2 separate regions of the Homo sapiens genome follow, and region 2 is linked to region 1. Evidence: read pairs that join two places in POLR2A ChIA-PET (ENCODE). Cell type or tissue: endothelial cell of umbilical vein. All regions are shown on one strand. Links, peaks and the distances in the headings refer to the core of each region. The heading gives the core; the rest is flanking DNA.

Region 1 (5,382 bases), core at 259-5,258:
TTCTCTGTAGTAACAGTAATATTAGGAGATAGGAGAATGGTCATTTTGCCAATTTCTTAGAAATGCAATTGATTTTTCTCAAAAACTTTACATTGCATTTGGTGTTAGATGACAATATTTAGAGCACTGATATCAAATAATGAGCCTGGAAAATATCTATACACCTATACACCTATACACACAGTTGTTTGAATAAAATGAAATAATTCGTGTTTTCCTGAAAGTGGAGTTTCTCTGGTCGGGAGAGGGATGCTGAAGTTGCCCCAGTCAACCTTTTCTTGCCCCCCTTCTCCTCTCTTCCCCATCTCCACTTCTTGTCCCCAAAGGGGACTCTGCAAAACCAGGTTTGGAAGCCCTTGTCCCAGACCTCCCCATGACTTATTTTTCTTGAAGACACTTCATGGACAATGAAATCATTTTTCTTTTCCCTTTGTTCAAATAGACACATAGCTTTGCTGTACCAAAGCAGCCCCCTGCCCCCCACCCCACACTCCATGTTCCAGAATAGTTTCCATTCAAGGAGCCTGAATTCTGTAGGTGGCCCCAGAAGCCAGGGGAGGGGAGAGGAGTAAAGCTGGAATATCAGCAGATTTTTAATCTTTCAAGACCCCCTTTTTTGTTGCTACAATATTTTCTTTTCTTCTTAAGGAAAATAATTCTTTAGTGAATAATTTTGGTCAATTTAAAAATAATTCTCAATATTACAAAAGAATTTGTGCTTATTGTAACTTAGTACAAATAAAGAATATGCCCACAAATTAAAATTTGGGTTTTAAAAACTTGCAAAAGTCTAGCTATTTTGGAGATATATAGAAGAAGCTGCAACTCCTTGTGGTCAAATATTGCTAATTAGAAGGTTCTGTGATGTTTCAGAAATATGAAAACTCTTATGCTTTGAAGACCATTGGCAGCAGAATAAATTAAAAAAAAACAGACAAAAACAAAACCTGGTAGGGTGGGAGTGGTGGGTGTCTACCTACACAAGGGCAGCCTGAGGCAAGAGGATCTAGCTCAAAAAATATGAAAGCTGAGAGCAGTTTTCCAGATTCTGCAACAATCTTCCCTGCATATTCCCTCCCGCAGCTCCCATCCTCCCTGGAAGCCTGCTGGGACCTGAAACCGTCCAGAGGGAAGGCTACCCCTGCCTAGCTCACTCTGGATGAGAGGGGACAGGGAAATGCCTCCATGGTCCCCATCCCATACTCTTACAATAACAGGTTGCACCAGCAGATCTCAGGAAGTGGAGGGAGTTTGGAACGAGTAAGTTATCACTACAAACAGTTAGAGTATACCAAAGTTTTTAGGTAACATATATAAAAACTCTGAGTGTAGATTCCAATAAGAGGACATCCCTATGATAACAGCTCTTTTGTTCACTAGCATTCTAATTCACTTTCCTGAGCAGGGGAGAAAGTGGTGGGCTTTCAGCTAGCACCTGCAGAATCAGACTTCACTCATGGTCTATTTTATTCATGCAGCAGCCTGCAGTCTTGGCCCGCAGGACTAAGTCACCCGGGGGCACCCCCCACCACATAAGGTTGAGAACTGCAAGGTGATGAGACACCCAGCTGCTGCCCTCTCTGCACACAGGGACTCTGCACTCTCTGAGGTTTTGCTCCCTCCACTTCCAGAGGCCACAAAGTGTTCACTAAGAAGTAGCAAAACCCGGAGAAAACTTGACCCTTTAACCCCATCATTGAATTCCCCTAGAGAATTTTAGTGGAAATTTAATAAGATTAAGCTGAGGTTCCAAAGGAAATTAGAGGTGTCCACATTCCCAAATGAGAATGTATATACCGCTTTGGGCAGCTCCTTGGCTCTGTTCCTGATCTATTTTTCTACTATTTTCATAATGGGAATAGTTCAACTTATTTGAATAAAGAAATTGTAGTATTTTATTTCTCTACTAGAGTATACATATTTAAAGTGTCTTACGGCCACTTTTTTTATAAAGCAAGTAATTGTGTTGTACATTGCCTTAACTATGAATTTGGTATTTCATGTATTTTATCAGCTTAAAGTAGGGTGTCTCTATGTTGTAATCCAGCCCATGAAATCTATGGTCTATTGAACATTTCATAAGAAATAAAATATTTGTGTCTTTTATTCAATGAGATGAGTGTGTCAGTGTCTTATATAAACACAGATTCTGAGAAAAGGATGAGGCTGAACAATAGAGATCTGAACTCCTACCCTGGCCTTTGTTCTGTGGCATAGGAGTGGCTGGGGGAAGTTCTCACGGGGGTAGATTCAGAGAGCTTTCTTCAGTAGCGTGCCTGCAGCTCAGATGTAAATCAATTTTAGGATAGAATCCTGCTTTTATTCTACAAAGACAGCTTTATCTCTGCACCAGTGCAGCTGTTTCCCTATGGTGGTCATGAAGGCTTCACAAAACACATGTGGAAGTCACCAGCTTGAATTTTGTCCTTCAGGGTGCAGTTCAGTCCTCTCAAGGCTTCTGAGCCCTGGGATGCACTCCTCAGGCAGGAAGGTCCATCACGAGGTAGTTTATTTAGTTAAGGGATCATGAGTCAGGAGACAGGGAAATTCAGAAACCAAAGTCAAAAGTGATTGCATGTAGAAGAGGAAACCAGCTGCACCTGGCAGCCTGCTATCAAGTCAGAAAGGGCTGTAATGGAAAACGGATGCGTTTATAGAAAGTCTACCTCCCTGTCCCTGCTGCCCTCCTCACAGGGAGTCAACGCATTAAGTTTGGCAGTTCTTGCAGCACTTGCCATGCCAGGGAGGTTATTAAAACTGAACTGAAATGGTTTCATAACTCAAACTGGAAACAAGAGTGAGGAAAATGCTAACACTAAAGTGACAGACCAGAACGAAATGGAGCTAGATCTGTAGGCTCTCTGGCTCAGGTTTCAGGAGGTTCCACGTGTTAAAACGGGCTGAAAAGTTAGTTAAATAAAACAAAGTGCCAAGCCAGACATTTAACACCCTTGAAAGGGGGCTGACCAACGAGAGTATTCTGTGATTCACGCTGTTTACTAAGCTTCACTTTCAGGAGTCTGAAAGCAAGATTAATTATAGCTACATGCCCTAAAATGCCTGTCACATGCAAGGGACACCCCCAACCCCAATCTGTTTTTCATTTATTTGAAGGACTTCAAGGCTATTTCTTGATTCTCAAGGATAACCCCTAAATAAAGCCCAGGTACCAAGACCGCAGATGGGAAAAGCAGATGCATCAATGCTTTCACCATCACAGGCTTGAAGGTGTAGGTCAAATCCTTTTTGGAAAGACATACTCATTGCAGAATAACACAATTTAAAACACTGAAACACTTACTAAAATTTTGGAGGCTCTGATGCTAGCAGAGTAGTTCAGGAGAGCCACCAAAGGACAAGGGGCAGAACTTGGTCTTCTTAGTGGTATTGTGCATGTCCAGAGAATGCCATTGCTGCAAAACATCTCTAACATCACAGAGAGGCTCTCAGTTGAGAAGCAGCACATGGCTTTCATCTTCAGAGACAAAGTGGAAGTTTCTAGGCCCACTGAAAAAGGTGGTTTCAGGCTTTACCTGCTGGTAAGACAAAATCATGCCAATGCAGCCCAGAGGAGAGGAAGGGCTGAGTCTGCAACACCAGTGGCCATGGCCAAAAATGGTGGTGAGAATTCTCATCATAAAGAAGACAGGGAACATCAGAGCCAATGGTCAAAAGCTAATGCTCTTTGTGGCTTCTTGGGATATTTCAGAGAGTATTTTTTGTTCATTTCAAAAATAAACATTTTCTATGTTCACTTTTTTCATAAACTTTTTGCTTTTTGTTTTCTCAGTCAGCAGTAAATCCTGGTGGCTTCACCTTCACAGATATGTCCAGATTGCAATATTTATCGCCACTACAACGGATAAAAACTGAGGTGTTTGAGCCATAGCGATTCCATCTTGAATAAGGGCTGGGTAAAATAAGGCTGAGACCTACTGGGCTGCATTCCCAGGAGGTCAGGCATTCTTAGTCACAGGATAAGATAGGAAATTGGTACAACTTACAGGTCACAAAGACCCTACTGATGAAACAGGAGGCAGTAAAGAAACGGGCCAAAACCCAATAAAAACAAGATGGTGATGAAAGTGACCTCTGGTCATCCTCACTGCTCATTATATGCTAGTTACAATGAATTAGCATGTTAAAAGACACTTCCATCAGCACGATGACAGCTTATAAATGCCATACCAACATCAGGAATTTACCCTATATGGTCTAAAAAGGGAAGAAACCCTCAGTTCCGGAATTACCCAACCCTTCCCCAGAAACCTCGTGAATAATCCACCCCTTGTTTAGCGTATAATCAAGAAATAACTATAAGTATACTCAGTTGAGCAGCCTAAGCCACTGCTCTGCCTATGGAGTAGCCATTCTTTATTCCTTTACTTTCCTAATAAACTTGCTTTACTTTATTCCTTTACTTTCCTAATAAACTTGCTTTCACTTTAATCTGTGGGCTTGCCCCAAATTCTTTCTTGCATGAGATTCAAGAACTCTCTCTTGGGGTATGGATTGGGACCCCTTTCCAGTAACACAACCCTATGGCAATGAAGCACATCAAGTCTTACTTGGATTATTGGAGCAGCCTCCTATCAGGAGAGCCTCCTATCCTGCACCCATCCTTGCCTCCCTGAGGTCAGTTCTCAAGGTTGCATCCACAGTGATCCATAACCTTGGTGAAGATCTGTTCAAAAATTCACTGATGCTGAGTTCTAATGTTCAACAGCAGAGTGGGGTGGCTATAATTAGCAACAACATATTGTATATTTCAAAGTAATTAGAAGACAGAACTTGAAATTTTCCTAACACATAGAAATGATAATCAGGGTGATGAATACCCCAAATACCCTGCCTTGATCATTACACACTCTATATATGTAACAAAATATCACATTTATCCCATAAATATGTAAAATATTATGTATATATGTGTATTAGTTTGTTTTCACACTGCTAATAAAGACATACCCAAGACTAGGCAATTTACAAAAGAAAAAGGTTTAATGGACTTACAGTTCCACGTAGCTAGCGAAGCCTCACAATCATGGCAGAAGGTGAAAGGCACTTCTTACATACCGGTGGCAAGAGAGAAAATGAGAACCAAATGAAAGGTGTTGCTCCTTATAAAACCATCAGGTCTCGTAAGGTTTATTCACTACTATGAGAACAGCATGGGAGAAACCGCCCCCATGATTCAATTATCTCCCACCAGGTCCCTCTCCCAACACATGGGAATTATGAGAGTACAATTCAACATGAGATTGGGTAGGGACACAGAACCAAACCATATCAGTATTATATAATTTTAATCCATGATTAGAATTCACAATGTATTTAATACATGGTAAAGGAGATTTGAAACTAACCCAGATATAATCTTGT
Region 2 (5,382 bases), core at 132-5,131, 640 kb after region 1:
CCACTAGGACTATGTAATAATTAGAAGAAATCTGCCTTCACGTTAAAATGATTTTTCACTGAAATAACCAGCCAAACAAAGTAGTGAGAAATTTGGTAAGGGAATGCACACCAAAGCAAATTTAATCCACTGAGACTAGAACATGCTCCTTTAATAGTAGGGCATCCTATACACAAGGCCTTTGTGTGGGCTTTCCAACAACAGTCTTTGGCTAAGACAAGACTCAGGACTAGGACAACTGCAAGTTGAGCCAGCAGGACCCAAGCAATTGTTTTAAAACAGAGCTGACTACTGACAAAAACAAGGCTATTCAGTGTCTGTAACAGAATGAGCTCTTTACTCTGGGCCCACAAATATGAAATGGTATGTTATATAAAAGAAAGAAGCACAGAAATATAAATCCAAACATGTACTCTCATGTAGACTTTATTATGAATTGGCATATTTTTGTTTCAAAGGCAAGATTACAATTTTTAAAATCACAGGTAAAAGCACAAGATGAGAGTTGCAATTCACTCTTCTAGGTAGAGAACTAAATGAGGTTTTTTGTTGTTTTTAAACCACCAGAACAGTAACAGAAGCCATTTTGTATTATCTAGAATCATCAATTTTCACAATGTGGTGGGCAGAAACCTGGATGTCCCTCTTTCAGGGCATCTGTGAGATCAAAACTATTTTCGTAATGACACTAAGATGTTACTTGCTTTTTGCACCATGTCAACATTTGTACCAATGGTGTAAAAGCAATGGTGTGTAGACACTGCTGAAGCCTTAGGAGGGATCGAGCAAAGCTGTAAGAAGCGCTGAATTGTATTCTTCATCACCACCCAAATTGGGGTTGGAGTACCGGTTTCACTTAAGAATGTTCTTGATGCAGCAGTAAAAATTATTCATTTTATTAAGTCTTGAGCCTGTGTACAGTTTTTTAATATATTGCGTGACAAAATAGGCAGTACGCACAAAGCACTTCTGCATACCGGCAGATGTTGTCTGGAGAAAAAGCACTTAAGTGAAGAGCGGCAAGTTAAACCAGCTGCTTTTTTTCATGGAACACCATTTTTACCTTCTGAAAGAACAAATGATAAACTATGGCTATTCAGACTTAGCTACCTGACATTTTCTGGGGAAAAAAAATGAGCTTGCTACTTCAAAGAAAACAATTGACAGTATCTCTTGCTAATGAAAAGGCTGGGTTTTATGTAAAAATTAGAATTTTGGAAAACATTTGATATTTATGAGCCTGACAGCTTCCCATTAATTAAAGACTTTTATGATGAGATGGGCAGTGATATTAATGAATGTGAGGATTTTCTGAGGGGAAAGGAGTACTGTATAATGAAATGTGTCAATATTTGGAGATCTGCAAAACACAGTGAATACTATTTCAAGTCACTAATGCATGTTACAAATCAGGCATGGGTAAAAGATCCATTTGAAGTTCACGAAAGACCAACAGGTTCATAAACAATTTCAGATTCCATACTCCAACAAAGAAACTAGCACTTGCTGAGTTTTTGTATAGTATCACAAGAAGATTCAGGCTGGGAGCAGTGGCTCACGCCTGTAATCCTAACACTCTGGAAGGCTGCAGAGAGTGGACCGCTTGACCTCAGGAGTTCACGACCAGTACGGGCAACATAGCAAAACTCCACCTCTACAAAAAAAATACCAAAAAAATTAGCCAGCCATGGTGGCATGCGCCTGTAGTCCCAACTACTCGGGAGGCTGAGGTATGAGAATCCCTTGAGCCCAGGAGGCAGAGGCTGCAGTGAGCCGAGATAGCACCACTGCACTCCAGCCTGGGCAACAGAGAGAGACCTTGCCTCAGGAAAAAAAAAAAAAAAAAAAAAAAGATTAAATTACCTGAAAAGGCTATTTAAATAATATTCCTTCCTTTACCAACTACATATCTGTGTAAGCCTAGATTTTTGTGTATTTCCTTTTCTTTTCTTTTTTTCTTAAGAGATGGGGTGTCTCACTCTGTCACCCAAGCTGGAGTGCACTGGCATGATCATAGCTCACTGCAGCCTTGAAATACTGGGCTCAAGTGAGATCCTCCCAAGTAACTACAGACTGCAGGTGTGCACCACCATGCCTTGCTAATTTTTAGTTTTAGTGTTTTTTGTTGTTGTTGTTTTTTTTTTTTTTTTTTTTTTGAGACGGAGTCTGACTCTGTCACCCAGGCTGGAGTGCAGTGGTGCTATCTTGGCTCACTGCAACCTCCACCTCCCGAGTTCAAGTGATTCTCCTGCCTCAGCCTCCCAAGTAGCTGGGCCTACAGGCACATACCACCACACGCAGGTAATTTTTGTATTTTTAGTAGAAACGGGGTTTCACCACGTTGGCCAGGCTGGTCTTGAACTCCTGACCTCAGGTGATCCATCCGCCTCAGCCTCCCAAAGTGCTGGGATTACAGGCGTGAGCCACCGCGCCTGGCCGTGGATTTTTTTATAGACAGGGTCTCACTATGTTGCCCAGGCAGGTCTAGAAATCCAGCCCTCAGGCAATCGTCCCACCTCCACCTCCCAAAGTGCTGGAATTACAGGCATGAGCCACCACACCCAGCCTTCTTCGTTTATTTCAACCAAAATAATATATTCCAACAGGTTAAATACAGAAGCAGACAAAAGACTCCAGCTGTCTTCTATTAAATAGCCATTCATTACAGGCCTCTATTGCAATGCCATGCTTCTCTTAATTTTGTTTTGGAAAATAGTTATTTTCCTAAATTATTTGTTAACTTGTAATGGGTTTATCATTGTTATTTTACGTGAGTATTTTTTAAAAATTGTTTTAATTTCTAATAGAGTAAATATCGACAGTACAAACATAAAGTTCTTGGGATTCTCTTTTTTTTTTTTTTTTTTTTTTTGAGACAGCTTTTTCACCCAGGCTGGAGTACAGCAGTGCAATCTCAGTCCCCTGCAACTTCTGCCTCTTGGACTCAAGCCATCCTCCTGCCTCAACCTCCAAGTAGCTGGGACTACAGGCACGCACCATCACACTCAGCTAATTTTTTTTTTCTTTGTAGTTTTTTTTTGTAGAGATGAGGTCTCACCATATTGCCTAGGCTAGTCTCAAATTGCTGGGCTCAAGTGATCCTCCCACCTCAGACTGCCAAAACACTGAGATTACAGGCCAGGATTCTCAATTTTTAAGAGTGTAAAAGTGTCCTAAGACCAAAATATTTGAGATCCCTAATACAGGCAATACCATTTCTCAATGCAGGTTTATTATTTTTAATTCTTATTTTGAGAGACAGGGTCTTGCTCTGTTGTCCAGGCTGGACTACAGTGGCCTAATTATAGCTTACTGCAGCCTCAAACTTCTGGGCTCAAGCAATCCTCCTGCCTCAGATTCCTAAGTAGCTAAGACTACAGGCATGCACCACCACGCCTGGCTACTTTTTTTTTTGTAGAGACCAGGTCTTACTAGCTGGCCTCAAGCAATCCTCCTGCCTCAGCCTCGCAAAGCACTGAGATCACAGGTGTGAGCCACTGCATCAGGCCACAAGTTTATTTTAAATATACATTCATCTCTATAGTTGTAAAACCAAAGAGTACTACATATTTCTACATTCAGTTTACTCAGGGATATATGCACATATCACATTATCAACAATATCACATTATCAACAATAACATATGACTTAATCGGTAGGCCATCTATGATAAAAAGTGAATACTTGGCCGGGCACGGGTGGCTCATGCCTGTAATCCCAGCACTTTGGGAGGCCGAGGCAGGCGGATCACGAGGTCAGGAGATCAAGACCATCCTGGCTAACACAGTAAAACCCCGTCTCTACTAAAAATACAAAAAAATTAGCTGGGCGTGGTGGCAGGCACCTGTAGTTCCAGCTACTTGGGAGGCTGAGGCAGGAGAATGGTGTGACCCCAGGAGGCAGAGCTTGCAGTTAGCCGAGACAGCGCCACTGCACTCCAGCCTGGGCAACACAGCAATACTCTGTCTCAAAAAAAAAAAAGCGAATACTTTTTTAACAGTAATTTCAACAGCCATACATGACTGGACTATATCTAGAAGGTAAACAGTATTTAAAGGACAAGCTGAGCTTGCAGGGTTAATTAGTTTATGGCTTTTTTTTTTTTTTTTGAGACTAAGTCTCACTCTTGTCACCCAGGCTGGAGTGCAATGGTGTGATCTTGGCTCACTGCAACCTCCGCCTCCCGGGTTCAAGCAATTCTCCTGCCTCAGCCTCCAGAGTAGCTGGGATTTACAGGCACCTGCCACCACGCCCAGCTAATTTTTGTATTTTTAGTAGAAACGGGGTTTCACCATGTTGGCCAAGCTGGTCTCAAACTCCTGACCCCAGGCAATCCACCCGCCTCCCAAACTGCTGGGATTACAGGGGTGAGCCACCGTGCCTGGCGTTTTTTTTTTTTTTTTGAGACAGAGTCTCACTGTTGCCCAGGCTGGGGTGCAGTGGTGCAATCTCGGCTCACTGCAATCTCTGCTGCCCAGGTTCAAGCAATTCTCCTGCCTCAGCCTCCCGAGTAGCTGGGATTACAGGCACCGGCCACCACGCCCGGCTAATTTTGTTGTATTTTTAATAGACACGGGGTTTCACCATCTTGGACAGGCTGGTCTTGAACTCCTGACCTCATGATCCACCTGCCTCAGCCTCCCAAAGTGCTGGGATTATAGGCGTGAGCCACCACGCTGGGCCCTATTTTTTTGGGTTTTTTTTTTTTTGAGACAGAGTCTCACTTCGTCACCCAGGCTGGAGTGCAGTGGCACAATCTCGGCTCACTGCAACCTCTGCCTCCCGGGTTCAAGCGGTTCCTCTGCCTCAGCCTCCTGAGTAGCTGGGAACTACAGGCGCCCACCACCATGCCCAGCTAACTTTTGTATTTTTTGCTGGAGACAGGGTTTCACCATGTTGCCCAGGCTGGTCTCAACCTCCTGACCTCGGGTGATCCGCCCACCTCAGCCTCCCAGAGTGCTGGGATTACAGGTGTGAGCCACCACGCCCAGCCAGTTTATGGTTTTATAGTAGATTGTAAGATACATGTATTTATAATACATAACATAGGGAGAACTAAAGCAAAGATTATTCTGTCTCAAATTTAGTGTCATATTGCAAAAAAAGGTGTAATTAGCTGATTTTTCTGAAAAATCCTTTGTGATATGACAAATCATATAACCTCTGAAAAGCATTGGAAAGAGAATGGCTATAAAGACTCAACTTAGTTTGTCTTCTGAAAGAGATTACCACACAGCTGTAAGACACACAAACTTTCAGAACAATGAAGTCAAACTTTTGATGATCTGCCAACCCCAGTCCTGCTCCACACTTTTCACTTCCATTACTATCATCTTTTGCCTAAGAATTCTACACAAAGGCCAGATTTTTGAGAAGGCAAT

The links. ChIA-PET counts read pairs that join two places held together with the same protein. Peaks named below come from ENCODE experiments on the same cell type or tissue, not always from the same donor. Only the 100,000 strongest peaks of a DNase experiment are listed, where the experiment ranks them.
Region 2: POLR2A ChIA-PET joins it to region 1 with 5 read pairs; 2 of 35 experiments call an interaction of 5 or more read pairs at or near these places.

Annotation. Positions count from the first base shown.
Region 1 is chr13:50,648,275-50,653,656 of GRCh38, reverse strand. No RefSeq gene overlaps it. Among named protein-coding and RNA genes, the nearest start is that of DLEU1-AS1, 120 kb to the right of the region's middle. In endothelial cell of umbilical vein, for the core only: no CTCF peak of the experiment used is centred there; a DNase peak (open chromatin) is centred at 2,536.
Region 2 is chr13:50,006,511-50,011,892 of GRCh38, reverse strand. The region is part of intron 1 of TRIM13 (tripartite motif containing 13); the gene reads right to left. All of the region lies in intron 10 of DLEU2 (deleted in lymphocytic leukemia 2), which reads left to right. Among named protein-coding and RNA genes, the nearest start is that of KCNRG, 6.2 kb to the left of the region's middle. In endothelial cell of umbilical vein, for the core only: no CTCF peak of the experiment used is centred there; no DNase peak of the experiment used is centred there.